Linked DNA regions of Homo sapiens: region 1 is linked to region 2. Evidence: read pairs that join two places in POLR2A ChIA-PET (ENCODE). Cell type or tissue: PC-9. All regions are shown on one strand. Links, peaks and the distances in the headings refer to the core of each region. The heading gives the core; the rest is flanking DNA.

Region 1 (15,059 bases), core at 6,366-8,865, 360 kb after region 2:
CAGGAGGCTAAGGCAGGAGAATCGCTTGAGCCTGGCAGGCAGAGGTTGCAGTGAGCTGAGATCGTGCCATTCCACTCCAGCCTGGGCAACAAAAGCGAAAATCTGTCTCAAAAAAAAAAAAAAAAAAAAAAAAAGGAGCATACGACATGGGAGCATATTGGTGTGGCTTTTTCTTTCTTTTCTTTTTTTTTGAGACAGGGTCTCACTCTGTCACACATGCTGGAGTACAGTGGCGTGATCATGGTTCACTACAGCCTCAAACTCCTGGGCTCAAGCAATCCTCCTGCCTCAGCCTCCTAAGTGGCTGGAACTACAGGCATGCATCACCATGTCCAGCTGTTTTTTAGAAATCTGTAGTAGAGACAGGATCTTGCTATGTTGCCCAGGCTGATCTCGAAATCTTAGACTTAAGTGATCCTCCTGCCTTGGCCTCCCAACATGCTGGGATTACGGGCATGAGCCACCATGCTGGCCTTTTTTTAATGTTCTGATCAAATAGCTTAGATTGTAATGCCTATACCTTTCCACAATGCTACATAAGAGCTTTCTCGTACCATTCACTCTCCTGCACGCATGTCTTTCCATCACACCCCCGCAATCCCATGTACACACACCCCACGCTGCCTCTCACTCCTGACGGGCAGGACCCTGCCTCTCACCCACAGGGGAAGCCTTGGGCATCAAGTACCCGGTTCAGGTCCCCTACAAGTGGATCAAGAGTAACCCCGGCTCCATGATCATCGAGGAGCTGCCACCAGGAATCCTGTTCCGAAAGCCCTTCGGCTCCCAGAACCTGGAGAGGATTCTTGCCATGGCCAACAAGATCACGTTCACAGTCACCAGGTACTCAGGGGGAAGGGTGAGGGTGAAGAGGCAGGACTAGCTCAGATGGGGGCTTACACCTGCGAATCCTTAGCCTTTCCCTAGGTCGTGCCCTCCCCACTGGACAAGGTGGCTCTCCTGGCACCATCCTGGGTCCTGGGGGTGGCCAGAAAGGGACTGCAGGCCAGCCTGAGTGCAAGGTGTCCTTCAGAAGTGGGACTGGTCACCCCACCATGGCAAGGGCAGCCTTCGAGGGCATCTTCAACCTGTTCAGCAACACCTGCTCACTGTACCCCCAGCCCCCAGGAAATGCCTTTAGCCCCCATCAGAGGGATTTGCCCAAGGTCTTGGGGCCAGCCAGGGCAGAGCCTACCCAAGGCCCAGGTCTGCATCCTGCAGAGTGGCACTGCCAATGCCAGCACCCTGCCACATGGTGTCAGTGTCCCACGCACACAGAGCCCCAGGGCAGCTTATTAAAATGCAGATTCTGCTGCCGTAGATCTGGGGTGCTCCCAGGGGAGACTGAGGCCACTGCATCCCAGGGGTGTCTTCCTCATCCCCAGGCCCTTCCCCCTGACACCCCTGCCTCTGTTTCTCTTCTAGGCCTTTCCAAGGACTCATCCGAAAGCCTGGTAAGAGGCACTGGCTGTGGAGGGGTCACTGGGAATAGGGCCAGGTCATGGTGCTGGGGGCTGGAGCTAAGCCTGCTGTGGGGCACAAGTTCTGGGGTCTGGGAACAGAAGCCAGGCCCCTGCCTTTCTTTCTTTCTTTTTTTTTTTATGAGGCAGAGTCCTTTTCTGTCACCCAGGCTGGAGTGCAGTGGTGTGATCTCAGTTCACTGCGACCTCCACCTCCTGGGTTCAAGTGATTCTCCTGCCTCAGCCTCCTGATGACAGGGAGATTACACGCAACTGCCACCATGCCTGGCTATTTTTTGTATTTTTAGTAGAGACAGGGTTTCACCATGTTGGCCAGGCTGGTCTCAAACTCCTGACCTCAAGTGATCCACCCACCTCGGCCTCCCAAAGTGTTGGGATTACAGGCGTGAGCCACCATGCCCAGCCTGGGCTCCTGCCCTTCTGTTTAGCCACCTCACCTGGGCACCTGCCCCAGATAGATGGAGGAAGGCTAAGCTTGAATGTGGCCCCACATCCTGGGGCAGAGAAAGGAGTGGTGGTGCCAGTGACTTCTAAGTTTTACCCAGTCTGGGTTCAGGAGGGAGGGGCCAGGCCGGGTCAGTGCACCCCCTCCTCCTGATAAAGGGGGTGTGGTTGACCTCAGTGAATAGATGAGGTTGGAGGCGAGTGGGTTCCTAACCACAGAAGGAGGGGTGTCTGCATGGGAACCACAAGCGTGGTGGTAAGATGTGGGGGGTGTCTACCCCGCCTTAAACAGCGCAGTGCCTCTCCTGACCCTTTTTTTTACATTATATATATATAGACAGAGCGAGAGAGACCAAGTCTCACTTTGTTGCCCAGGCTGGAATGCAGTGGCACGATCTCCGCTCACTGCAACCTCCACCTCCCAGGTTCAAGCGATTCTCCTGCCTCAGCCTCCCGAGTAGCTGGGATTATAAGCACATGCCACCATGCTTGGCTAATTTTTGTATTTCTAGTAGAGATGGGGTTCCACCATGTTGGCTAGGCTGGTCTCAAACTCCTGGCATCAAGTGATCCTCCTGCCTCGGCCTCCCAAAATGCTGGGATGACAGGCATGAGCCACCTTGCCCGGCCTCCTGACCCTTTTTAAGCCACCCATCCACCTCCATGTCCACCAAGGGCTGTGTTCTGGCCTCCCAAACCCAGATTTGCAGGGGCTGTCCCTGCAGGGCGACATGCCACATGGTGAGCACTAAGGGCTGGCCAGAGCCTTCAGGGTGGGCCAGGCATGGTGGCTCACACCTGTAATCCCAGCACTTTGGGAGGCCAAGGTAGGAGGATCACTTGAGGTCAGGAGTTCAAGACCAGCCTGACCAACATGGTAAAACCCCGTGTCTACTTAAAATCCAAAAATTAGCCAGGCATGGTGGTACGCAGCTGTAATCCCAGCTACTTGGCAGGCTGAGTCAGGAGAATCACTTGAACCCGGGAGACAGAGGTTGCAGTGAGCCGAGATAGCACCACTGCACTCCAGCCTGGGCGACAGGGTGAGACTCTGTCTCAAAAAAAAAAGTACTTAGGGTACACTGTTGTGGCAGCTGCCAACAGGCCACAGGAGCCCCCAAAAGGGGGATCAGGAGGGTGAGGGGTAGTTGGAGAAGGTTGCCTGAAGGAAGGCCCTGCTTGGGCCTCAGGGGAAGATGGGACTTTGAGAGGCAGAGAGGAGGGTGGGTTGTGTTTGGCGGGGGAACGGCAGGGGTTGAGGGGTCACTGGATGCCATAAGTGTGTTTCCAGAGCTCTCAGAGGGGCAGAGTGGTCAGATGATGTTGGAAAGGTGGAGACAGTGGAAACTGCAGCAGCACAATGCAGTCAGTGTGCCTCCAGTGGACACCCGGCTGAGAGGTCACTGGGTTTCTGGCCCTGCACTGGGTGCTTTATGCAGGTGCCTTTCACACATATTTCGGGAGATCCTGCTGGGGCAAGGTGGTATTCTAGGAACTAGGGTTACAGCGGAGTGCAGACAGAGGAGGCATCTCATTTAGTCTTCACACCTAGGAGGTAGATGCTAGAGCTCACCTTACAGAGGGGGAAACTGAGGCTCAGTGTGAGTGATGTATTAATACTCTGTGTCCCAGGGCTAGCAGGTGGCCGTGGCCCCAGCCCTCAGGGATGGACCTGCCAGCCCCTTTCCAGGCGTTGGCACCCAAGCCAGGTATCCACCAGGTATCCACACTTACTCATGCCACTAGTCATGCTGGGCTGGGAACATGTCCAGGCTCCTGGGAGTCTCGGAGGGTTCACCAGAAGTCTTTGAGTGCTATTCCTGCACCAGAATGGGCTTTTCTCAAACCCCTCCCTCACACAGTGCCCAAAGCCTGGCCTGGGCCAGCACCAGCAGTTCTGAGGCGAATCGGAGTGGAAGCTGGGGTCTGCTGGGGGAGGCAGAGGCAATAGCAGGCTCCTTCATCTGGAGGCAGTTGTCCCAGGGCAGGTGGAGGGGTGGCAGATAGTTGCAGAGAGGCAGATGGCTGGGGACAGTGTCCAGGAGTCAGCCTTCAGGGTCTTAGGCAGCATGTGGGCCATGGGAAAGTGCCATCTTGTTCAAGTCCCTGTACCTGCCTGACTAGCCATGGGAATCTGAGCCTTCGCTTCCTTACCGCCAAGATGGACAAGCATACCTGCCTCGCCATGTGATCTGAATATGGAAAAAGATGGGCAGTGCTAGGTGAGCTGGAAGGACTGTTTTCCCCCAATTGCCTTTTTTTTTTTTTTTTTTGAGATGGAGTTTAGCTCTTATTGTCCAGGCTAGAGTGCAATGGCATGATCTCAGCTCACTGCAACCTCCACCTCCCAAGTTTAAATGATTCTCCTGCCTCAGCCTCCTGAGTATTTGGGATTATAGGCGTGTGCCACAGCATCCAGCTAATTTTTGTATTTTTAGGCACCCTAACATGGTGAAAGGCCAGGCTGGTTGGCCAGGCTGGTCTCCAACTCCTGGCCAGGCTGGTCTCCAACTCCTGGCCAGCCTCAAGTGATCCACCCATCTTGACCTCCCAAAGTGCTGGGATTACAGGTGGGCGTGAGCCACCGCACCCAGCCACCTTTCTTTTTGTCCTCGTTTGCAAATACAGAATGGACCTGAGTCTGCAAACTCAGAAGTGCGAGACATGTATTTTTATTTTTATAAAATTGAACTGGACTCCTACCAAAAGCCCCCAATGCAGAGTGGCAGAAACTTTATCGGAGTCCATTTTGGATCATCATTTCCCTTGGGCTTGTACCAGGGCCTGGAACCTTCTGTGAGGCCCACCCAGTAGACACTTCCACACCACAGAGAGACTGAGCATGAGAAGGTCCGTGCTTGAAAAAGGCCTAACAGTGGGATCTCGGTGCAAGGATGGGAGAGTGGAAACCGAGTGGTGAAGAGATGACTGTGGCACTTAGCAGGGAATTCCTGGGAGGGTGAGGCTTCGGGAAGTTTCCAGGGAGACAAACCCTGTTAAGAATGGCTCTAGGGCCGGACGTGGTAGCTCATGCCTATAATCCCAGCACTTTGGGAGGCCGAGGCGGGCAGATCACGAGATCAGGAGTTCGAGACCGGCCTGCCCAACATGGTGAAACCCCGTCTCTACTAAAAATACAAAAAAATTAGCTGGGCATGATGGCGGATGCCTGTAATCCCAGCTACTCGGGAGGCTGAGGCAGGAGAATCGCTTGAAACTGGAAGTCGGAGGTTGCAGTGAGCCGAGATCATGCCGTTGCACTCCAGCCTGGGCAACAAGAGTGAAACTCCGTCTCAAAACCACAAAGCAAAAAAAAAAAAAAAAAAAAAAAGAATGGCTCTAAACCAGGAACAGTGGTTCACCCCTGTAATCCCAGCACTTTGGGAGGACAAGGTAGGAGGATCGCTTGAGGCCAAGAGTTTGAGGTCAGCCTGGGCAACATAACAAGACCCCGTTTCTACAAAAAATTTAAAAATTAGCCGGGCACGGTGGCATGCACCTGTAGTCTCAGCTACTCAGGAGGCCAAAGCAGGAGGAAGGCTTGAGCCCAGGAGGTGGAGGTTGCAGTGAGCTGAGATTGTGCAACTGCACTCCAGCCTGGGTGACAGAGCATGATGCTGTCTGAAAAAAAAAAAAAAAAAAAAAGGAATTGCTCTGAGATTTTTTTTTAGGTCACTTATTGAAGGTTCCCATGGAAGCCTTTCCTAACAGAACCACACCAAGAAGGTAAAAATTCTGAAAGAGATTATGCTTTTTTGTTTTTGTTTTGTTTTGTTTGTTTTAAGATGGAGTTTCGCTTCTTGTTGCCCAGGCTGGAGTGCAATGGCACGATCTTGGCTCACTGCGATCTCCACCTCCCGAGTTCAAGTGATTCGTCTGCCTCAGCCTCCCAAGTAGCTGGAATTACGGGTGTGCACCACGACACCTGGCTAATTTTTGTATTTTTAGTAGAGACAGGGTTTCACCCTGTTGGCCAGGCTGATCTCAAACTTCTGACCTCAGGTGATCAGCCCGCCTCAACCTCCCAAAGTGCTGGGATTACAGGCATGAGCCACCACGCCTGGCTGAGATTGTGCTTTTTTGAAGATGAATCAGTCATTAAATTGCAAGAGCCCCACTGCACCCCGGAGCTGTGGGCCTCCCCAGTGTACACTCCTGGGGAGTACAGCCACTCCTGGACTGGTTTTGTTCTGGGTCAAAAGAGATGACTCAGGCCAGACGTGGTGGCTTATACGTATAATCCCAGTATTTTGGGAGGCCAAGATGGGAAAATCACTTGAGCCCAGGAGTTTGAGACCAGCCTGGGAAACATAGCAAGATCCCATCCTGCAAAGACATTTTTTTAAATTAGCCAGACATGGTGGGGACGAACACCTGTACTCCCAGCTACTCGGGAGGCTGAGGTGGAAGGATCCCTTGAGCCTAGGAGTTGGAGGCTGCAATGAGCCATGATTCCAGCGTGCATGACAGAGTGAGATCTTGTCTCTAAAAAAAAGAGAGAGAAGCCCAGAATGTCTTTAATGTTTTCCCAACTGGGGACATCACATCTGCCCTCAGTGCCTCAGTTTCCCCATTAAAATCTAGAGGCCCTGCCTGCTCTGACATGCTGAGTGGCAGGCAGGCATCTGGCTGGAGAGGAAGGCATACTTGGACTTGGACCAAGCCTCAGGGGGCAGTGGGTCAATTTCAGGCCTCAGGTCAAGGGAGCTGTGGACCAGGGATTTCTGGGGGCCAGGGGTGCTGGAAGGCACCAGGCTGAACCAGAGGGGACCTGGTGGGGGGCCTGGGGTTGCAGAGGGATGGGGGAGCTGGGTCCCCCAACTCGCACCAGAAGGAACTCCAGCCCTGCCTGCAAGGGGCTGAGACAACCCACGCTCGACCCTGAGGGCTGAACACCATTGGTAGCTGGTAGCTCTATACTGCCCAACCAGGCCACACCCCACCTGCCCGCAGTGGCACTGAATTAAATTAGGGAGACTGCCAGGTGCGGTGGCTCACGCCTGTAATCCCAGCACTTTGGGAGGCTGAGGCGGGTGGATCACGTAAGGTCAGGAGTTCGAGACCAGCCTGGGCAACATGGTGAAACCCCGACTCTACTAAAAATACAAAAATTAGCCCGGTGTGGTGGCGGGCACCTGTAATCCCAGCTACTTGGGAGCCTGAGGCAGGAGAATCGCTTGAACCCAGGAGGTAGAGGTTGCAGTGAGCTGAGATTGCGCCACGGCATTCCAGCCTGGCAACAGAGGAGACTGTCTTAAAAAAAAAAGAGAGAGACAGGTGGAAAGCCCACAGGTGAAGAGGTGAAGCCCAGGGAGAAACTTACTAAAGGAGGTGATTGGTTGCACCAGCCTCTGCTGGGCAGTCAGTCCTAACGCCTGAGACTAGATGGAGGGGCTAAGCAACAGGTTGCAGTGCGATGGTTCAAAGCAGTTTTGGGGGAAGTGGTGGGGACCAGAGTGGAATAGTGGGCTCAGGAGAGAATGAGAAAGGCAAGTGATTGAATCTGCCAAAGACAGATCACCTTTTAGAGGGCAGGAGAGAATGAGCAAGAGTGGAGAGTGGAATGGATGCAGAGAGGGCTTTATTTTTTTGGTGGAGGGAGGGGACAGAGTCTTGCTCTATCACCTAGGCTGGAGTGCAGTGGCGCAATCTCGGCTCACTGCAACCTCCGCCTCCCGGGTTCAAGTGATTCTCCTGCCTCAGCCTCCCAAAGTGCTGGGATTACATATGTCACCCACCACACCCAGCCAAGAGAGGGTTTTAGAGGCAGGAACAGCAGCTGCATGATCTTCAGCAGATTCAGTAGAGAGGGAAGTGAGCTGTGGGAGAGGAAGGAGGATGGGGGAAATGGCAAGAAAAGGAGCACCCTGCTTAGAAAGGGAACGGAGCCGGGTGTGGTGGCTCACGCCTGTAATCCAGCACTTTGGGAGGCCGAGGCAGGAGGATCACTTGAGCCCAGGAGTTTGAGACCAGCCACATAGCAAGACCCCATCTCTATTTTTTTGGAAAAAAAAAAAAAAAAAGCAGCAAGCAACAGGATGGGTGGAAGAGAGTTGCTGAAGGCTCTTGCAAGATCCTCTCTGCCTGCTCCTTCTCTCACAGAGGGACAGGGGAGGGTGATGAGTCAGTGGACTGAATGTCCCCATGGGGATGAAGGATGGTTGGGGTCAGGGTCCTAGAGGGAGGGCTGGAAGGAGGGAAGGAGATGGCCAGAGAAGGATGTAGGACACAGAGGTGCCGCCGTGGATCACCAAGAGGTTCAGGACTGGCCAGAGGAAGGAGAGGAGATCAAGGCAAGCATGAGGCACTTGGGAGATGCATCTGTGCCTGCACACAGCTGAAATCCCCAGGAAATAAGACGGGAGCAGGGTGGGTTTCTGCAGCCGAGGTGAGACCAAAGTGCCAGCTCACTGCCACCCTCAGTAAAGACTAACTTGCCCTTCCCCACAACTCCCCTCCCAGAAGTAGCTTGCTCTCCTCTGCCTGCCACACATCGGGGGGCTCAGGGAAAGCTCCCCCTCCCTGGACAGCTAGTGTTCCCTAGGCCAAGGCCAGTCCCTGCAGAGATGAGGAGCTGGGAAATCCCCTCCTCCCATCCCGCACGTCCACGCGTGCCAGATCCTGTGCTGCGGGCTTTTCACACACAGCCTCTTAGCCTGTGAGGCGGGTGCTGTTGTCCTTCCCATTTTGCAACTGAGCAAACAGCCTGAAAGAGACAAAAACCAGGTAGTTAGCATGACCCCAAAGCCACTCCCTGGTCTACGCTGTTCTGCAGCCTGAGCCTGGGGTGGCCAGGCGGGGTTGTGCAGTGGGGGGAAGGAGAATAGCCCCCAGAAATGCTGCCGGAATGGTAAAGGGCCTGGACTGCAAAGCTAGTGACTTGAGCTTTATTTTGTGGCACTGGAGGTTTTCCCAGTCATTGTAATGATACAATCAGATTTGCGTTGTCTTCAAGTTACCATGGTAACCGTACTTCCACCCACCAAGAGTGGATTGGAGAAGGCAAAACTAGGGCAGAGAAGCCAGGGAGTGTTGAGAAGGTCTGAACCCAGACAGTGGGCAGCTGGGCCCCAAGACGGATGGGGGACTCCAGAAGCGTGGAGCTGGCAGAGAGAAACCTGCCCGGGGCATCAGAGAAAAGGGCGACTGTGCAGGAACAGAGTAGATGAGGTGGGGGAACCTTTGGGTAAGAAGAGCTGAATCAGGAGCATTGAGGCAGCGGTTTTCAAACCTCAGAAGCAACAGCAGGGCCGGTCGCGGTGGCTCAGCCTGTAATCCCAGGACTTTGGGAGGCTGAGGCGGGTAGATCACCTGAGGTCGGGAGTTCGAAACCAGCCTAGCCAACATGGTGAGACCCTGTCTCCACCAAAAAATACAAAAATTAGCCAGGCATGGTTGGCAGATGCCTGTAATCCCAGCTACTCGGGAGGCTGAGGCAGGAGAATGGTGTGAACCCGGAAGGCGGAGGTTGCAATGAGCCGAGATCACGCCACTGCACTCCACCCTGGGCGACAGAGCGAGACTCTATCTCCAAAAAAAAAAGGCCAGATGCAGTGGCTCACGCCTGTAATCCCAGCACTTTGGGAGGCCAAGGCAGGAGGATTGCTTGAAGCCAGGAGACCAGCCTGGGCAACATAGTGAGATCCTGTCTCTACAAAAAATGAAAACAATGAGCCAGTGTGGTGGTGCACATCTGTAGTCTCAGGTACTCAGGAGGCTGAGGAGGGAGGATTGCTTGAGCCCAGGAAGTCAAAGCTGCAGTGAGCTATGATCACACCACTGCACTCTGGCCTGCGAGACAGAATGAGACCTTGTCTTTCAAAAAAAAAAAAATTCTAGAATTGTTCTTGAATAGCAGTGGTTAACATCTTTTAAAAACTTTGGAAGGTAGTGAACTCCCCATCACTGGAGGCATTTAGCAGAGGTTGAGCTGCCACTCACCAAAGAGGCCTCTTCATGTAGGGCTTGCTGCAGGAGACAAGAAGGACAGGAGAGCCCCGCCTGTTTGCAAGGGGCTGCGGGGAGGACTAGAACCAAGGAGGGGCCCCTCTACCCACCAAATCCACTTCTCTTTGCTGCCCCGCCACCAGCTCCCTGCAGCTCCTCCCTGCATATGGGCCCAGCTGCCCCTCTCCAGCTCCCTTTTGGGCAAACACGAGGTCTCTCCCTGGACCCAGGCCAGCTTCCGCTCCTTTTAGTTCTCCTCTGACCCTGGGGGTACAGCCGTCCCTGCCAGCTTGAGGGGACTCTGGGAAGGCAGCGCCCCACCTCTCCTTCCCCAGAGCAGGGGCTCCAGATCCCAGGGATGGAGCAGAGCTGCCAACTTCCTGTGTGACTCCAGCAAGTCAGGCTTGCCTACCTGGGCTTCAGTTTCCCTACTTGTGAAATAGGAAGAGGCTGAGGCAGGAGAATCGCTGGGACCCAGGAGATGGAGGTTATTCTGTGTCAAAAAAAAAAAAAAAAAAAAGGGTGTCAGCAGGGCTGGGTCCTTCTGGAGGCTCTAGGGGAAAATGTTTCCTTGTCTTTTTTTTTTTTTTTTTTTTTTTTTGAGACAGAGTCTTGCTGTGTCCTTCAGGCTGGAGTGCAGTGGCGCGATCTCGGCTCACTGCAACCTCTGCCTCCCAGGTTCAAGCAATTCTCCTGCCTCAGCTTCCTGAGTAGCTGGGATTACAGACACGTGGCACCATGCCTGGCTAATTTTGTATTTGTAGTAGAGACGGGGTTTCACCATGTTGCCCAGGCTGGTCTCGAACTCCTGACCTCAAGTGATCTGCCCACCTTGGCCTTCCAAAGTGCTGGGATTACAGGCGTGAGCCACTGAGCACCGCCCCGTTTTAAGGATTAAATGAATCCATGCAAAGATCAAAGAGCAGTGCCTGGCACAGAAGAGCTCAGGTTCTCTGAGTCACCAAGTGCCCATGAGGGGTCGGGCATTTTTTTTTTTTTTTCTGAGACGGAGTCTTGCTCTGTTGCCTAGGCTGGAGTGCAGTGGCACGATCTCAGCTCACTGCAAGCTCTGCCTACTGAGTTCAAGCGATTATCCTGCCTCAGCCTCCTGAGTAGCTGTGACTACAGGCGCGCACCACCTCGCCCACCTAATTTTTTGTATTTTTAGTAGAGACGGGGTTTCGCCATGTTGGCCAGGCTGGTCGTGAACTCCTGGCCTCAAGCGATCCACCTGCCTCGGCCTCCCAAAGTGCTGGGATTACAGGTGTGAGCCACCGCGCCCAGCTGGGTTCAGTAATTCTTAGCATATTGCCATTTTCCCTGCTCTATCTCTGTCTCTCACACACACGCACACATACATACACACACACAAATAATTTCTTTTTCTCCATTTGAAGTTGCAAACATCTTGACTCTTCATGCCTAAATATTTCAATGCACATCTCCTAAGAAAAACACTATTATCTTACATACTCACAATAGTATCATCACACTTATAAAACTGAGTAATTCCCTGTCATCTAATATATGGTCTTTATTCAAATTTCCAAAAACGTCTTCTGTGCCTGTTCTCATTCATGATATAATCATTTTTCACTGGTTGATTTTTTAAATTTTTTTTTAAAGACAGTCTCCCTCTTGCCCAGGCTGGAATGCAGTGGCACAGTCATAGTTTACTGCAGCCTGGACCTTCTAGGCTCAAGCCATCCTACCACCTTAGCCCCTCGAGTGGCTAGGACTACAAGCACACGTGCTACCATGTCCAGCTCATATTTTATTTTTTATTTTTGTAGAGATAGGCTGGAGTGCAGTGACACTATCACATAGCTCACTGTAGCCTCCAACTCCTAGGTTCAAGCAATCCTCCCGCATCAGCCTCCCGAGTAGCTGGGACTACAGCCAGGTGCCACTGCACCAGCTACTCTTAAATTTTTTGTAGACAGAGTCTCTATATGTTGCTCAAGGCTCGTCTCCAACTCCTGTCCTCAAGTGATCCTCCTGCCTTGGCCTCCCAAAGTGGTAAGATTACAGGCGTGAGCCACCACACCAGGCTCACAGGTTAATTTTTTTTAATTATTTTACTGTGTATGTTTGCCTAAACAAAAATTATTTCATTTTGCTTATAATTTTACTTTTTTTTTTTTTTTTGAGATGGAGTCTCGCTCTGTCACCCAGGCTGAAGTTGTGTGATCTCAGCTCACTGCAACCTCCACCTCCGGGGTTCAAGTGATTCTCTGGCCTCAGCCTCCCAAGCAGCTGGGACTATAGGCGCCTGCCACCATGCCCAGCTTATTTTTTGTATTTTTAGTAAAGACAGGGTTTCACCGTGTTAGCCAGGATGGTCTCCATCTCCTGAACTCATGATCCACCTGCCTCGGCCTCCCAAAATGCTGGGATTACAGGCGTGAGCCACCGCGCCCAGCCTATAATTTTACTTTTATAACAAAGGCATGTTACTGAATAGAATCTGGGTCTTGCTGTTTACCACTTAGCTCTGGTTGACATAATGTCAAAGTGTGTAGCTGTAGCCTCTTAGTTCTCATGGCTCTATAATCTTCCATTGAGTGGAATTTTACCATGATGCAATTCCTCACTCTCCTCTCCTTGGGGATTGGGCTGCTTCCATTGTTTTGCTGTTACTAAGAATGCAATTAACACTTATAGCCGGGCGTGACGGCTCATGCCTGTAAACCCAGCACTGTGGGAGGCCGCAACCGGAGGATCCCTTGAGCTCAGGAATTTGAGACCGGCCTGGGCAACATGGCAAGACCCCATCTCTACTAAAAACACAAAAAAATTAGCCAGGCATGGTGGCACGCTTGCTACTCAGGAGGCAGAGGTCGCAGTGAGCTGAGATCATGCCACTGCACTCCAGCCTGGGCAACAGAGCGAGATCCTGTCTCAGAAAAAAAAAAAAAAAAAAAAAAGCAACGGAAGAGAAGCATAGATCCATTAAAAAGTTTAAGGCCCAGCCTGGTGGCTTACGCCTGTAATCCCAACACTTTGGGAGGCCGAGGGGGAAGGACTGCTTGAGGCCAGGAGTTTGAGATCAACCTGGGCAATGTAGCAAGATCCTGTCTCTACAAAAATTTTAGAATTAGCCAGACGTGGTGGTGTGCACCGGTAGGCCCACATACTCAGGAGACTGAGGCAGGAGGATGAGGTCAAGGCTTCAGTGAGCTAGGATCGCACCACTCCATGGGTGACAAAATGAGTCTACATCTCTAAAAACATAATTTTTGAAAAGCAGAGGAAGAAGGCCGGGTGCAGTGGTTCACGCCTATAATCCCAACACTTTGGGAGGCCGAGGTGGGTGGATTGCTTGAACCCAGGAGTTCAAGACCAGCCTGGGCAACATGGTGAAAACCCATCTCTACTAAAAATAGAAAAATTAGCCAGGCATGGTGGTGCACGCCTGTAATCCCAGCTACTCGGGAGGCTGAGGCAGGAGAACCACTTGAACCCGGGAGGCAGAGGTTGCAGTGAACTGAGATAGTGCCACTGCACTCCAGCCTGGGCAACAGTGAGAGTCCATCTGAAAAAAAATAAAATAAAATGCAGAGGAAGAGAAGTGGAGATTCCCCCATTCCAGCAGCCTCCTTCCCACCCACACTGGAGTTTTGGATTTGGGGGTTTGATGGCTCTGGCATGTCTAGGCCCTAGAGGGGTTCAGAAGGAGGGGTCTTGGGGACACAGAGAGTACTTCAACAATCCCACTTTAAGACAGTTCCCTTTGGGCCGGGCACAGTGGCTCACACCTGTAATCCTAGCACTTTGGGAGGCCGAGGCGGGCAGATCAACTGAGGTCAGGAGTTCGAGACCAGCCCAGCCAACATGGTGAAACCCCGTCTCTACTAAAAATACAAAAATTAGCTGAGTGTGGTGGCTTGTGCCTGTAGTCTCAGCTACTCGAGGGGCTAAGGCAAGAGAATTGCTGGAACCTGGGAGGTGGAGATTGCAGTGAGCCCAGATCATGCCGCTGCACTCCACCCTAAGCGACAGAGCGAGACTCCATCTCAAGAAAAAAAAGACAGTTCCCTTTGTAAAATGGGTCAAGGCTTAAGGGCCCCTCCTGCACGCAGTGTCCAGGCTCAGCCAGGTCTGATGGCAGAAGCAACACAGACTCATGATCATTGGCCTGGGCACAGGTCTCTGCCACGGGCACAGGTCTCTGCCCCACTGCAGCTTGGCCCTCCTCTCTCCAGGCCTCAGTTACCTCATCCATGAAATGGAGCTGAAGGAATTCCTGCTAAACCTGTGCACAGGCCCTACAAGCAGTTAAATGCTGAACCTGAATGTACCTTTTTTATTTTTTCAAGACTGAGTCTCACTCTGTCACCCAGGCTGGAAAGCAGTGGTGCAATCGCTGCAGCCATGAACTCTGCCCCGGCCTGGCAGTGAGTTGGGGCTCTGTGAAATGGTTCAGGAGGGGAGAGGAAGGCTATTATCCCACGCTTCTGCTACAGATCGCAGTCTCTCCCCTCTAAACCGCCCTTGCCCTTCGCTGGCTGCGTCTCCCTGCTGTGAATGGTCGTAATTACCAATACGAGATCGTCAGTCTGAGCTAAAGACCTCTAACTAGGCAGGGAGAGGCCAAGGCTGGCCAAGGCTCTTGCACTTTGCCCCAGGAGAGAGCCACAGAGCCAGCCCAGGCATCACCCCAGCCAGTTGGTTTAAAATTGTGTACATAGCATGGCTGTGATTCAGTGAGCTTGGTTGTCTTTTTTTTCCCCCTTCGCAAAATTCAGTTACTCCTTGGGCTAACAGACAGCAGGTTGGAAAAGATAAGCTGAGAGTTGCCCAGGCAGTGTTAAAGAGAGAGGAGACCGAAGAACAGCATGAGCAGGAAGGGGCAGGAGAAATGTCAAGGGAAGGCCTGTCCACCAAAGGCGTCACTGTCCAGGGGCAGTGGGCAGGAGGTCACTGCTGCAGGGATGGGTTCTTTCAGCAGGACTTTCTGCACAGCACTAGGGGCAGACCATGAGGTGAACCCCCACACACACTGAGTCCTAACTATGACATTTCCAAACAGAACACTCTGAAATGTTTGCAGCCGTGGGTGTCATTTACAGCCAGCCTGGGTTCAGGAAAGCTCAGGCAGGTGCCCCCAAGAATAGGTTTGCTGACTTGGCATTCAGGACAGTAAACTAAACCCACTCCCCTGACCCCCCTTTTTTTTTTTTTGAG
Region 2 (15,059 bases), core at 4,380-6,879:
GTGCTTTTGTGTATTCAGTTCCATCTGCTTATACAGCATGCCTGTTTCAAGTATCCAAATCCTAACTCAAGATTTGGCTCCTGGCCTGGCGCGGTGGCTCACATCTGTAATCCCAGCACTTTGGGTGGTGGAGGCAGGTGGATCACTTGAAATCAGGAGTTCGAGGCCAGGCTGAGCAACATGGTGAAACCCCGTCTCTACAAAAATATAAAAATTAGCTGGACAGGTGCCTGTAATCCCAGCTACTCAGGGGGCTAAGGCAGGAGAATCGCTTGAACCTGGGAGGCAGAGGTTGCAGTGAGCTGAGATTGTGCCACTGCACTCCAGCCTGGATGACAGATTGAGGCTCCATCTCAACAACAACAACAACAACAACAAAAAAGCTTTGGCTCCTGCCCTGCTTTTTCTGGAAAGCCATTCCTGACCATCTTACAAAGTACTCTATCCTTGCAATACATTGGAGGAGTTTGTAAAACAAACTTGTTATAAGCTATACATGGCCTTGTGATGTTTTTGTGATTCTTGCCTTGCTCTGTTATGTAAATCCAGGAGTCACTTTTGATTCCAGTTCTATCCAATCCACTTACTTCAGTTTTATGTCCATGAAGGACTTCCTGGGAAAAAAATTAGAGGATTTGGTTTTGAAATAATCTTTAATTTTTTAATTGTATGATAAGACACAGATACAAAAAAAATCAAAAACAAACAAATAAATAAATAAATAAAAACACAAAACATGTGAACTGGCCGAGCTGTGGTGGCTAACAATTGTAATCCCAGCACTTTGGGAGGCTGAGGCAGGCAGACCACCTGAGGTCAGGAGTTCGAGACCAGCCTGGCAAACATGGCAAAACCCTGTCTCTACTAAAAATACAAAAATTGGCCAGGTGCAGTGGCTCACGCCTGTAATCCCAGCACTTTGGGAGGCCGAGGCAGGTGGATCACGAGGTCAGGAGATTGAGACCATCCTGGCTAACATGGTGAAACCCCATCTCTACTAAAAATACAAAAAATTAGCCGGGTATGGTGGCGGGCGCCTGTACTCGGGAGGCTGAGGCAGGAGAAAGGCGTGAACCCAGGAGGTGGAGCTTGCAGTGAGCCGAGATCGCACCACTGCACTCCAGCCTGGGTGACAGAGCGAGACTCCGTCTCAAAAAAAAAAAAAAAAAATTAGCTGGGAGTTGTTGCAGGCACCTGTAATCCCAGCTACTTGGGAGGCTGAGGCAGGATAATTGCTTGAACCCGGGAGGTGGAGGTTGCAGTGAGCCGAGATACCCCTACCACACTCCAGCCTGGGCAACAGAGCAAGACTCCATCTCAAAAAAACAAAACACAAACAAAAAAACCACGGACAAAAGGAGAGAACTATTATTATTACTATGTTATTATCATCATTATTATTATTTTTTAGAGATAGGGTCTCACTCTGTCGCCTCCAGCTGGAGTGCAGTGGCACGATCATAGCTCATTTGCATCCTTGAACTCCTGGGTTCCTGTGTCAGTGTTAGGATTGCAGGCATGAGCCCCTGCACCCGACCTAAGGAGAGAATTATAAATAAAATGTGTTAATTATAAATCATAGTTTTATGAATTTTAAGGAGAGCTTATAATTGTAACTACCACTCAAGGACAAGAAGTAGACTGGCTGTGGTGGCCTATACCTAGAATCCCAGCACTTTGGGAGGCTGAGATGGGAGGATTGTTTGAGGCCAGGAATTTGAGACCAGCCTGAGCAACATAGCAAGACACTGCCTCTACAAAAAAAAAAAAAAAAAAAAAAATCCCAACAATTAGCTGGGTATGGTGGCATGCAGCTGTAGTTCCAGCTACTTGGGAGGCTGAGGTGGGAGGATCGCTTGAGCCCAGGAGTTTGAGGCTGCAGTGAGCTATGATGGCGCCACTGCATTCCAGCCTGGGCAACAGAGCATGACTGTATCTCCAAAAAAGAAAAAATGAAAGAACTCTTTTACAGCCACTACGGAAACCTCCCTTTTGTCCTGTCTCAAATACAATGACCTTTCTCCTGCTTAAAGCACCCACAATCCTGACTTCGCAGAAACCATTTCTTTGGGGGTTTTTTTTTTACAGTTTTATTACTATTCCTTACCATGATAGTTTTCTCTTGCACTTTTGTCCACTTTAACATGTCTTTTAAGACTCTGGCTGGGCGCGGTGGCTTATGCCTGTAATCCCAGAACTCTGGGAGGCTGAGGCAGGCGGATCACTTGAGGTCAGGAGTTCGAGACCAGCCTGGCCAACATGGTGAAACCCCGTCTCTACAAAAATACAAAAATTAGCTGGGCAAGTGCCTGTAATCCCAGCTACTCAGGAGGCTGAGGTGGGAGAATCACTTGAACCTGGGAGGTGGAGGTTGCAGTGAGCCCAGATCGGGCCATTGCCCTCCAGCCTAGGCAACAGAGCAAGACTCTGTCTCAAAAAAAAAAAAAAAAAAAAAAAGACTCTTTCTAGAGGATCACCCTCGATTCGTTTCTTTTTACTTTATTTTATTTTACTATTTTTTTGTAGAGACAGGATCTTGCTATGTTGCCCAGGCTGGTCTTGAACCCCTGGCCTCAAGCAATCCCTCTGCCTCAGCCTTATCCCTTTTTATTCTTTTTTTTTTTTTTTTTTTGAGATGGAGTCTCACTCTGTCGCCCAGGCTGGAGTGCAGTGGCAAGATCTCTGCTCACCACAAGCTCCGCCTCCCGGGTTCACACCATTCTCCTGCCTCAGCCTCCTGAGTAGCTGGGACTACAGGCGCCCGCCACCACGCCCGGCTAATTTTTTTGTATTTTTAGTAGAGACAGGGTTTCACCGTGTTAGCCAGGATGGTCTCGATCTCCTGACCTCGTGATCCGCCCGCCTCGGCCTCCCAAAGTGCTGGGATTACAGGTGTGAGCCACCGCGCCCGGCCCCCTTTTTATTCTTACAGTTTCATGATGAAGAGCCCAAGAAGTTTGACCTGTAGAATTTCACATAGTCCTGGATTTTGCTGATGGCTTACTTATTGCACAGTTCAACTTGTTAATTGTCTTATGTTTTTCCTTCATTTTAGCAGCTGGATCCATAAGCTCAGTCAGATTCACACTTGATCCCTTTGGCAACACTATAGGTGGTATTGTGATCCTTCCTTATGAGGGACATAGTGTGTTTTTGTGACTTACGCTGCAAGATATAGTTTGTATAGGGCAGGCAAGATGAATGTTTGATTCTTTCCCATTTTTTGCCTATTTTCAAGGTAATGAATTGGCTTCTCTTTTTTTGAGACTGGGACTTATTCTTGCTGCCCAGGCTGGAGTGCAGTGCTGCCATTACAGCTCACAGCAGCCTTGACTTCCCTGGCTCAGTTGATCCTCCCACTTCAGCCTCCTGAGTAGCTGGGACTACAGGCATGTGCCACCACGCCTGGCTAATTTATTGTATTTTTAGTAGAGACGGGGTTTTGCCATGTTGTCCAGGCTGGTCTGGAACTCCTGGCCTCAAGCGATCCACCTGCCTCGGCCACCCAAAGTATTGGGGTTACAAGTGTAAGCCACTGTGCCCGGCCAATTTCATGCTTTTTTAAGGCTGAATAAGAGTCCATTGTATGTGTATCCTGCATTTTGTTTATCCATTCGTCTGCTGATGCACATTTGGCTTGTTTCCAACTTTTAGCTATTACAAATAATGCTGCTATGGACACTGGCATGCAAGTATCTGAATCCCTGCTTTCTGATCTGAGTATGTATCTACGAGTGGAATGACTGAATTGCTTAGTAATTGTGTGTTTATCTTTTTGAGGAACTGCCAAACTGTTTACATAGCAGCTGTACCATTTTATATTCCTACCAGCAATGCACAATGTGGTTCCCATTTCTCCACATTCTTGCCAACCCTTGTTATTTTTCATTTTCTTTTTTAAATTTGTTTTTCATATCAGCCATCCAAATGGGTGTGAAAGGGGATGTCATTGTGGTTTTGATCTGCATTTCCCTAATGATTCATGATACTGAATATCTTTTCATGTACATTTCAATCTGTATCTATATCTATATATATATATATATATCTTCTTTGGAGAAATGCCTACTCAAGTCCCTTGCCTTTTTTAAAATTTTTAATTTAATTTAATTTTTTAGTGACCATGACCCAAGACACAGCCCTCAGGAGATCCCGAGAACATGTGCCCCCACCCTTGCCTTTTTTTTTTTTTGGTGGGGGCAGATGGAGTTTCGCTGTTGTCTCCCAGGCTGGAGTGCAATGGCAAGATCTCAGCTCACTGAAACCTCCGCCTCCTGGGTTCAAGTGATTCTCTTGCCTCAGCCTCCCGAGTAGCTTGGATTACAGGCGCCCGCCACCATGCCCAGCTAATTTTTTGTATTTTTAGTAGAGATGGGGTTTTCAACATGTTGGCCAGGCTGGCCTCGAACTCCTGACCTCAGGTGATTCACCTGCCTTGGCCTCCCAAATTGCTGGGATTACAAGTGTGAGCCACCATGCCTGGCGATTTTTAAATTGATGTTTTGTTGTGTTTTTTAGTCACAGGAATTCTTAATGTATTCTGGATATCAATCTTTATCATATATGTGAATTGCAAATATTTACTTCCAATCTGAGGGTTGTATTTTTACTCCTCTGATGGTGTTCTTTGATTAGTTCTCCCTCCCCTTTTTTAATCTTTGTGAGACAGGATCTCACTGTGTCACCCAGGCTGAAGTGCAGTGGTGCCGTCATAGCTCACTGCAGCCTCGACCTCCTGGGCTCAAGCGATCTTCCCTCCCAGGTAGCTGGGACTACAGGTGTGCACCATCACTCCCAGCTTTTTTTTTGAGACAGAGTTACACTCTTGTTGCCCAGGCTGGAGTGCAGTGGCATTATCTCGGCTCACTGCAACCTTCTTCGCCTTGTGGGTTCAAGCAATTCTCCTGCCTCAGCCTCCCAAATAGCTGGGATTATAGGCATGCACCACCACGCCCGACTAATTTTTGTATTTTTAGTAGAGACGGGGTTTCGCCATGTTGGCCAAGCTGGTCTCGAACTCCTGACCTCAGGTGATCCGCCTGCCTCAGCCTCCCAAAGTGCTGGGATTACACTATGTTGCCTGGGCTGGTCTCGAACCCCTGGCCTCAAGTGATCCTCCCACCTCGGCCTCCCAAAGTGTTGGGATTACAGGTGTGAGCCACTGCACCCTGCCCCCATTTTTAATTAACAAGCAATTTATGGGGAGATATTTGAGAGAAATATTCTCTTACCACATTTTTACTCACTACTCTTATATTCTAGTGATGATTCTTGCCTCAACCAATAGCTACTAGTTTTCAACACCAACCACATTCCAGGTGCTGCACTAAGGGCTCTGCATGCCTTATCCCTATGTCATAGAGGAGGAAACCAAAGGTGCAGAGTGAAAAAATGGCCCAGGCACTCCCAGGGAGCAAGTACTGGAGGCGGAGGCAGACAGCTGGGTGCAGTGGCTCACACCTGTAATCACAGCACTTTGGGTGGCTGAGGCAGGAGGATCGCTTGAGTCCAGGAGTTTGAGACCAGGCTAGCCAACAAAGTGAGTCCCCATCTCTACAAAAAAATTTTTCAGGGCCAGGCGCGGAGGCTCACGCCTGTAATCCCAGCACTTTGGGAGGCTGAAGTCGGGGATCAACTGAGGTCAGGAGTTTGAGACCAGCCTGGCCAACACGGCAAAACCCTGTCTCTACCAAAAATTACAAAAATTGGTTGGGCATGGTGATGCACGCCTGTAGTCCCAGATACTCAGGAGGCTGAGGCAAGAGAATCCCTTGAACCTGGGAGGAGGAGGTTGCAGTGACCCAAGATCGCGCCACTGCACTCCAGCCTGGGCGACAGGGTGAGACTCTGTCTCCAAAAAAAAAAAAAAAAAAAAGATGCAAGTCGACCTAGACCTGTCTGCTCCAGAGCTAGAGATCACGTGCTTGGGCTTGGGAAGCAAGTGTTTGCTGGGAACTCGAAACGCCCAAGCATCAGATCTATTGAGCAATCCTGTTTCTAAAGCTCCTTCCCCGTGGTTCCCAAATACCCCTGACCAAGGAGGAGGATGGAGCAAGTAGACTTTAGGGCTGGGGGCTGTGACATGCTGGGTATGGCTTGCAGCCAAGAGTCAATCTTCCCTTCACTCCCCCTAGAGTACTAGCTACTCAGAATGAGCCTCTGTTAGAAGCTTCGTGGGTCATTAATTACATGTCTGCCGTGTCCTGCGTGCACGGCTGGGTCAGTGGCTGTGTTCGTAGAACCGGAAGACCCATGTTGTCCTTGCACAGGGCAGGGGCAGAGAGTCCCAGGAACCTGGTGGGTTCTGGGTTAAATGCTCTCTTTTTCCCCCTTGTGGGGCCTTAGCTGGAAGGGCCAGAACATGGGCAGGGTGGGGTCCTGGGGGCAGGGAGCCAGAGTCTTGAGTCATAGGGACACCAAGGAGTCAGGGCCAGGGCAGGGTGCGCTGAGCCAGGGAAACCAGAGGACAGCCAAGGTCTGAATGCTGGGAGATGCGGAAGTCACCGATGCAGGCGAGGTCACAGGAGGGGACTGCAGTCAGGATTGGAGCCAAGAACAAGCCCCGGTGAGCCAGGATCACATAGGACCAGGGCAGCAGAGCCTGAGCATGTATTTGCAGATCTCTGATGCTGGAGGCTTGCTCACCCTCTGGCCCACCCTCAGCCCTCATGTAATATGAGGAACAAATGTATGTTGTAAGCCACTGGAATGTTGGGGTTGTTTGTTACTGCAGCAAAAACTGACTAAGAAGCAGCTTAATGAAAAGAAAACAAAAAATACACCACCTCCTCAAACCAAAGCTCTCTTGTGAACATTCCTTCATTCATTTATTTTGGGGGATGGGGTCTCACTCTGTTGCCCAGGCTGGAGTGCAGTGGTGTGATCTCGGCTTACTGCAACCTCCACCTCCCAGGCTCAAGTGATCCCCCCACCTCAGCCTCCCAAGTAGCTGGGACCACAGATTTGCACCACCATGCCCAGCTAATTTTTGTATTCTTTGTAGAGATGGAGTTTTGCCCTGTTGCCCAGGCAGGTCTCGAACTCCTGAGCTCAAAGCAATCCACCCCCATCGGCCTCCCAAAGTGTTGGGATTACAGGCCTGAACCACTGCGCCCAACCTATGCATTCTTGTGAACATTTAAACAATACGGATGTATATAAAATAAAACATGAAGTTCTGGCAGGGCGTGGCAGCTCATGCCTATAATCCCAGCACTTTGGGAGGCTGAGGTGGGAGGATCACTTGAGCCCAGGAGTTGGAGACCAGCCTGAGCAACATAGTGAGACCCCATCTCTACAAAAAATAATTTTTAGAAAAGCATTGCATAGTGATGCATGCCGGTATTCTCAGCTATATGGGAGGCTGAGCTGGGAGGATCACTTGAACCCTGGAGGTTGAGGCTGCAGTGAGCTGTGATTGCACCAATGCACTCTAGCCTGGGTGACAGAGTGAGGCCTTATCTCAGGAAAACAAAAACAAAAAAAACACATAAAATTCCTCTTCATCTCCCTCCTGATCCTGAAGGAGTCATCATTGATAACATTTTGGTGTATATACTTTCAGAGAGCCAAGTTTTGAAATGGCTGTTTACTAATCTTAGTGAAATAAAATTCACACTTATGGATGCAGGAATTAACAGAAGAAAATATGTCAAGACACATAAAAATGATAAGAAATCAAAACTTTGGACACAGAGGCTCACGCCTGTAGTCCCAGCACTTTGGGAGGCTGAGGTGGGCAGATCACTTGATGTTAGGAGTTTGAGACCAGCCTGACCAACATGGTGAAACCCAGTCTCTCTCAAAAATAAAAAAGTTCACTGGGCATGGTGGCACGTGCCTGTAATCCCAGCTACTCGGGAGGCTGAGGCGGGAGAATTGCTTGAACCTGGGAGGCAGAAGTTACAGTGAGCCAAGATCGTGCCACTGCACTCCAGCCTGGGCGACAGAGAGAATCCATCTAAAAAAAAAATTAAATTCAAATTTCATTGTTCATAAATCAAGTTTTATTGAAACATAGTAATGCTTTTTTGTTTGTTTTGAGACAGGGTCTTGCTCTGTTGCCCAGGCTGGAGTGCAGTGGTGCCAACACAGCTCACTGCAGCCTTGAACTCCTGGGCTCAAGCAATCCTCTCATCTCAGCCTCCCAAGTAGCTGGAACTACAGGTGTGCACCACCATGCCCAGCTACTTTAAAAATTTTTTTTGTAGTGACGGGATCTTGCTATGTTGCCAGGGCTGTTCTCCAACTCCTGGGCTCAAGCAGTCCTCCTGTCTTGGCCCGCCAAAGTGCTGGGATTACAGGCATGGGTCACCATCATGCCCGGCCCATGCTTATTGGTCTATATATTGTTTATGGCTGCTTTCATGCTAAAACAGCAACGTGGAGTATTTTGGCAGAGACTTTATAGGCTGCAAAGCCTAAATAATTTACAATATGGCTCTTTACAGAAAACATCTGCTGATCCTTCATCAGCCAAATTAGCATTTGGCATACTGCCACCTTTATTTTCTCTCTCTCTTTGGATCTTTTTTTTTTCTAAACCATTTAAAATAAATTATAGATATGACACTTGTCCTTATATACTTTGGCAATGATATGGTTTGGCTGTGTCCCTACCCAAATCTCGTCCCGAATTGTAATAATCCCCACATGTCAAGGGCGGGGCCAGGTGGAGATAATTGAATCACGGGGGTGGGTTTTTCCCATGCCATTCTCCTGCGAGTGAGTAAGTCTCATGAGATCTGATGGTTTTATAAAGGGGAGTTCCCTGCACACACTCTCTTGGCTACCACCATGTAAGATGGGCCTTTGCTCCTCCTTTGCCTTCTGCCATGATTGTGAGGTCTCCCCAGCCATGTGGAACTGTGAGTCCATTAAACCTCTTTCTTTTATAAATTACCCAGTCTCAGGTATGTCTTTATTAGCAGCATGAGAACAGATTCATACAAGCATGTAACTCTAAGAGCAGGTGTATTCTCCTACATAAACCACATCACAGTTAACCACACCCAGAGCATTGACCATGAATATAATTATATTAACTACTATTCAAATTTCTCCAAAATTGTTCTGAAAATGTCCTTCAGAGCCTTTTCCCCCAGTGCACTACGTAAACATCACATAATGCATAAAGTTGAGTAAGTTGCCTTTAATCTAGATCACACTTTTTAATTTTATTTCAATTTTTTTTTTGAGACAGAGTCTCACCCTGTTGCCCAGGCTGGAGTGCTGTGGTGCAATCATAGCTCACTGCATCCTCTGCCTCCCAGGCTCAAGTGATCCTGCCTCCTTAGCCTCCCAAGTAGCTGGGACTGCAGGCATGCACCACCATGCCCAGCTAATTTTTGTATTTTTTGTAGAGACAGGGTCTCACTGTCGAGTCAGCTGCCTTTAATCTAGAGCAGTTGCCTAGTCTTTTTTAAAAATAATTTTTATCCAGAAGCAGTGGCTCTCGCCTGTAATCCCAGTGTTTTGGGAGGCTGAGGCGAGGAGTTCAAGACCAGCCTGGGCAAAACAGTGAGGCTTTGTCTTGACAAAAAAGTAATACTAAGTAAACAACAACAACAAAAAAATGCTGGGCATGGTGGCTCATGCCTGTGGTTTCAGCTACGGGAAGCTGAGCGAGGAAGATTACTTGAACATAGTAGTTTGATGCTGCAGAGAGCTGTGACCATACCACTGCACTCCAGCTCCAGCTTGGGCAACAGAGTGAGACGCTGTCTCAAAAAAAAATTTTAATATTATTTATTTTATTTTATTTATTTTGTTATATAGAGATGGGGTCTTGCTATGTTGTCTAGGCTGGACTTTTACTCCTGGGCTCAAGCGATTCTCCCACATCAACCCCCTGAGTAGCTAAGACACAGGCACACATCATGGCACGGGCACCCAGTCTTTTTTGATTCTCATGAAACTGACATTTTTGGGCCAGGCTCAGTGGCTCAAGCCTGTAATTCCAGCACTTCAGGAGGCCAAGGCGGGCAGATCACTTGAGGTCAGGAGTTCGAGACCAGCCTGGCCAACATGGTGAAACCCCATCTCTACTAAAAATATAAAATTAGCCAGGCATAGTGGCCCATGCCTGCAACCCCAGCTACTCGGGAGGCTGAGGCAGGAGAATCGCTTGAACCCGGGAGGCAGAGGTTGCAGTGAGCCGAGATTGCGTCCCTGCACTCTAGCCTGGGTGACAGAGCAAGAATCAGTCTCAAAAAAAAAAAAGAAAAAAGAAACTGACATTTTTCAAGAGTCCAGGCATCTGTTTTACAGATTATCTCTCAATTTGGATTTGTCTGTTTTTTTCCCTGTCATTACTAGATTCAAGTTCATCATTTTGGGCAGAAATTCTCTCTCGTTGTGAGACGGATGACGTTGTGATCTTCTCGTGGCATCACAGTGGGAGGTTCATCTTGTCACGTTGTCCCACTATTTGTGCTAAGCTTGTCACTTATTATGTGGTGTCTGCCAGAGTTATCTGTTGTACAGGTAATTTTTCCCTCTTTGTAATCAATAAGTGGTCCATGGGGAAAAGCTTTGAGTTGTAGGAATAACCTGCTCTCCCACATCCTTTTGCCCTGTGGTTTTGGTCTCCACTGATGATTCTTACCTGAATCAACTGATGTCATGGAGGATGTAAATGGACATCAATATTTTCTTAAATGGTCCCCAAATGGTTTCAAAGTGCAGCTGGGGCTGGCAGTCACTGCAGTGACTGCTTCTTGATCTGTGTTAACAAATTCCCTGGATATCTCATTAAAATGCGCATGTGGGCCGGGCACACTGGCTCACAGCTGTAATCCCAGCACTTTGGGAGGCCTAGGCGGGTGGATCACGAGGTCAGGAGATTGAGACCATCTTGGCCAACATGGTGAAAACCCGTCTCTACTAAAATACAAAAAATTAGCCGGGCGTGGTGGCACGTGCCTGTAATCCCAGCTACTTGGGAGGCTGAGGCAGGGGAACTGCTTGAACCTGAGAGGCAGAGGTTGCAGTGAGCTGATAGCACGCCACTGCACTCCAGCCTGGTGACAGAGCAAGACTCCGTCTCAAAAAAAAAAAAAAAAAAAAAGCGAATGTGGATTCAGCAGGACTGGAGTGATATTGACATTAAGTGGTTCTAACAAGCCCCCAGGTGCTGCTGACCCACGTGGATCGCACTTCATTTTATTTCACTTTTTTGAGACAGGGTCTTACTCTTGCCCAGGCTGGAGTGCAGTGGTGCAATCACGGCTCACTGAAACCTCTGCTTCCTAGGCTCAAATAATCCTTCCCCCTCAGCTTCCCGAGTAGCTGGGACTAACGGCGTTTGCCACCACACCCAGCTAATTTTTGTATTTTTTTCTTTTCTTTTTTTTTTTTTGAGACAGAGTCTCGTTCTGTCACCCAGGCTGGAGTGCAGTGGCGCAATCCTGGCTCACTGCAAGCTCCGTCTCCCGGGTTCACGCCATTCTCCTGCCTCAGCCTCCCGAGTAGCTGGGACTACAGGCGCCCACCACCACACCCAGCTAATTTTTTGCATTTTTAGTAGAGACGGGGTTTCACCATGTTAGCCAGGATGGTCTCGATCTCCTGACCTTGTGATCCACCCGCCTCAGCCTCCCAAAGTGCTGGGATTACAGGCGTGAACCACCGTGCCCGGCCAATTTTTGTATTTTTTGTAGAGATGGGGGTCTCGCCATGTTGCCCAGGCTGGTCTCAAACTCCTGGGTTCAAGTTATCTGCCCGTTTTGGCCTCCCCAGTGCTGGGATTACAGTTGTGAGCCACTGCACCTGGCCTAAAGTCAGTCTAGATAATACCTACAATTTATTCTGGATTATACCTTTCTTCCCTAACTTAGTTTTGCCTCCTGTATCAGTTAAGTTTCCTAGTTACAAACATCAGCACATACTCTAGTTAGCACAGAAAAGGCACTTTTCAAAAAAAATTTATTTATTTATTTATTTATTTGAGATGGAGTCTCACTCGGTAGCCCAAGCTGGAGTGCCATGGTGTGATCTTGGCTCACTGCAACCTCTGCCTCCGGGGCTCAAGTGATTCTCCTGCCTCAGCCTCCCAAGTAGGCAGGGATTACAGGCACCTGCCACAATGCCTGGCTAATTTTTTGTATTTTAGTAGAGACGGGGTTTCACCATGTTGCCCAGGGTGGTCTCGAATTCCTTAGCTCAGGTGATCTGCCCACCTTGGCCTCCCAAAGTGCTGGGATTACAGGTATTTATTTATTTGAGACAGGGTCTCTACCACCTAGGCTGGCTGGCATGCAGTGGTGCAATCATAGCCCATGGCAGCCTCAGACTCCTGGGCTCAAGCCATCCTGCTGCTTCCGCCTCCAGAGTAGCTGTGACTATAGGCACACACCACCACACCCACCTATTCTCTTCCATTTTTTGTAGAAAGAGGATCTCGCTATGTTGCCCAGGCTGGTCTCAAACTCCTGGCCTCAAGCACTTCTCCTGCCTCAGCCTCCCAAAGTGCTGTGATTACAGGCATGAGCCACCACACCCAGCCGAAAAAGCATTTATTATCAGGCACTGGGGAACTCTCAGAACCACTAGGGCCCTGGGCTCCCAGGAACAGTGCCCAGACCACGTTGCAAAACTGAAATGATGAGAGAACCAGCCTTCCAAGTGCAGGACACTGAGCCAATGTGCACTGATGCCAGGGACAGAAACCACTGCATCCACCACTGTCACCAGCACCAATGCCACATGTGTATCTGGAACTCAACCTCACAGCTATTGCCAGCCCCCAGAGCTGGACATTGCTGTGGTCATCCTCACCAGCAGATGGATGGACTCCACATAGAGCCTGCTTTTTCATGTTGTTTATTTAATTAATTCTTTTTTTTTTTTTTTTTGAGACAGAGTCTCACTGTGTTGCCAGATTGGAGTGCAGAGGCACAATCTTGCCTCACTACAACCTCCGCCTTCCAGGTTCAAGCAATTCTCCTGCCTCAGCCTCCCAGGTAGCTGGGACTACAGACAGGCATGTGCCACAATGCCCAGCTAATTTTTGTACTTTTAGTAGAGAAAGGGTTTCACCATGTTGGCCAGGATGGTCTTGATCTCTTGACCTCATGATCTGCCCGCTTCGGACTCCCAAAGTGCTGGGATTACAGGCGTGAGCCACCGTGCCTGGCCTCTTTTTTTTTTTTTTTTTCTGAGACGGAGTCTCGCTCTGTTGCCCAGGCTGAAGTGCAGTGGCGCAATCTGGGCTCACTGCAAGCTCTGTCTCCCGGGTTCATGCCATTCTCCTGCCTCAGCCTCCTGAGTAACTGGGACTACAGGCATCCACCACCACACCCAGCTAATTTTTTCTATTTTTAGTAGAGACGGAGTTTCACCGTGTTAGCCAGGATGGTCTTGATCTCCTGACCTCGTGATCCACCTGCCTTGGCCTCCCAAAGTGCTGGGATTACAGGCGTGAGCCACTGTGGCTGGCCATTTTTTTTTTTTTTTAAGAGACCAGGGTCTGGGACTGGGTGTGGTGGCTGAGGCCTGTAATCCCAGCACTTTAAGAGGCCAAGACGGGTGGATCACGAGATCAGGAGATCAAGATCATCCTGGTTAACATGGTGAAACCCCGTCTCTACTAAAAATACAAAAAATTGGCCGGGCGTGGTGGTGGGTGCCTGTAGTCCCAGCTACTTGGGAGGCTGAGGCAGGAGAATGGCATGAACCCGGGAGACGGAGCTTGCAGTAGGCCAAGATCACACCACTGCACTTCAGCCTGGGAGACAGAGCAAGACCCCATCTCAAAAAAAAAAAAAAAAAAGAGACCAGGGTCTTACTGTGTTGCCCAGGCTAGGGTGCAGTAGCATGATCATAGCTCACTGCAGCCTTGAACTTCTGGGCTCCAGCGATCCTCTCACCTATGCTTCCCAAAGTGATGGGATTACAGGTTGCACCACCATGCCTGGCTCATGTTTATTTCTAAAGTATCACAACAGTATGTTGGATTAGTGGAGCCTCAGTCACATGACCTAGCCTAAGTCACATGACCATTCCTTAGCTGCAAGGGAGGCTGGAGAATCATGCTTCCTGGCTTCTAACTTGGGGGATGGGGTAGTGGCAAGACTCATAAGGCAGAAAATTCTTCAAAATAGCTCACAAGACCGGGCACAGTGGCTCATGCCTGTAATCCCAGCACTTTGGGATGCTGAGGCAGGTGGATCACCTGAGGTCAGGAGTTTGAGACTAGCCTGGCCAACATGGTGAAATCCTGTCTCTACTAAAAATACAGAAATTAGCCAGGCGTGGTGACGCACGCCTGTAATCCCAGCTACTGGGAAGTCTGAGGCAGGAGAATCACTGGAAGCTGGGGAGTAAAGATTGCAGTGAGTCAAGATCGTGCCACTTCACTCTAGCCTGGGTGAAAAAGCAAAACTCCGTCTCAAAAAAAAAAAAAAAAAGAAATACATTCTGTAAGGCTGTGGCTACCATAGCTAGTGATTCCTTTTCTCAAATGGGCACAGTGACTCACGCCTGTAATCGCAGCACTTTGTGGGGTGGAGACGAGCAGATCACCTGAGGTCAGGAGTTCGAGACCAGCCTGGCCAACATGGAGAAACCCCATCTCTACAAAAAATACAAAAATTAGCTGGGTGTGTTGGCACATGCCTGTAATCCCAGCTACTTGGGAGGCTGAGGCAGGGAGAATTGCTTGAACCCGGGAGGCAGAGGTTGCAGTGAGCTGAGATCATGCCACTGCACTCCAGCCTAGGTGACAGAGTGAGACTGTCTGAAAAAAAAAAAAAGTCAGCTCACAAACATGACAAATATCCACAACACAGTTATAAACATAATGACTGGGCATGGTGCTTTACGCCTGTAATCCCAGCACTTTGGAGGCCAAGATGGGTGGATTGCTTGAGCCCAGGAGTTCGAGACCAGCCTGGATGACATAGCAAGAACCCCGTCTCTAAAAAAATAAAAATTAAAATAAAAAAAGCAAAAAATAGCCAGGTGTGGAGGCATATACCTGTAGTCCCAGCTATTTGGGAGGCTGAAGTGGGAGAATTGATTGGGCCTGAGAGGTTGAGGCTGTAGTGAGCCAAGATGGT

The links. Peaks named below come from ENCODE experiments on the same cell type or tissue, not always from the same donor. Only the 100,000 strongest peaks of a DNase experiment are listed, where the experiment ranks them.
Region 1: POLR2A ChIA-PET joins it to region 2 with 8 read pairs; 3 of 35 experiments call an interaction of 5 or more read pairs at or near these places.

Annotation. Positions count from the first base shown.
Region 1 is chr7:66,521,507-66,536,565 of GRCh38, forward strand. It overlaps the pseudogene LOC100420547 and the pseudogene RABGEF1P1. Among named protein-coding and RNA genes, the nearest start is that of LINC03011, 35 kb to the left of the region's middle. RefSeq lists an enhancer at 8,900-9,764. In PC-9, for the core only: no CTCF peak of the experiment used is centred there; no DNase peak of the experiment used is centred there.
Region 2 is chr7:66,164,457-66,179,515 of GRCh38, forward strand. No RefSeq gene overlaps it. Among named protein-coding and RNA genes, the nearest start is that of TPST1, 33 kb to the right of the region's middle. RefSeq lists a silencer at 13,483-13,646. In PC-9, for the core only: no CTCF peak of the experiment used is centred there; a DNase peak (open chromatin) is centred at 5,345.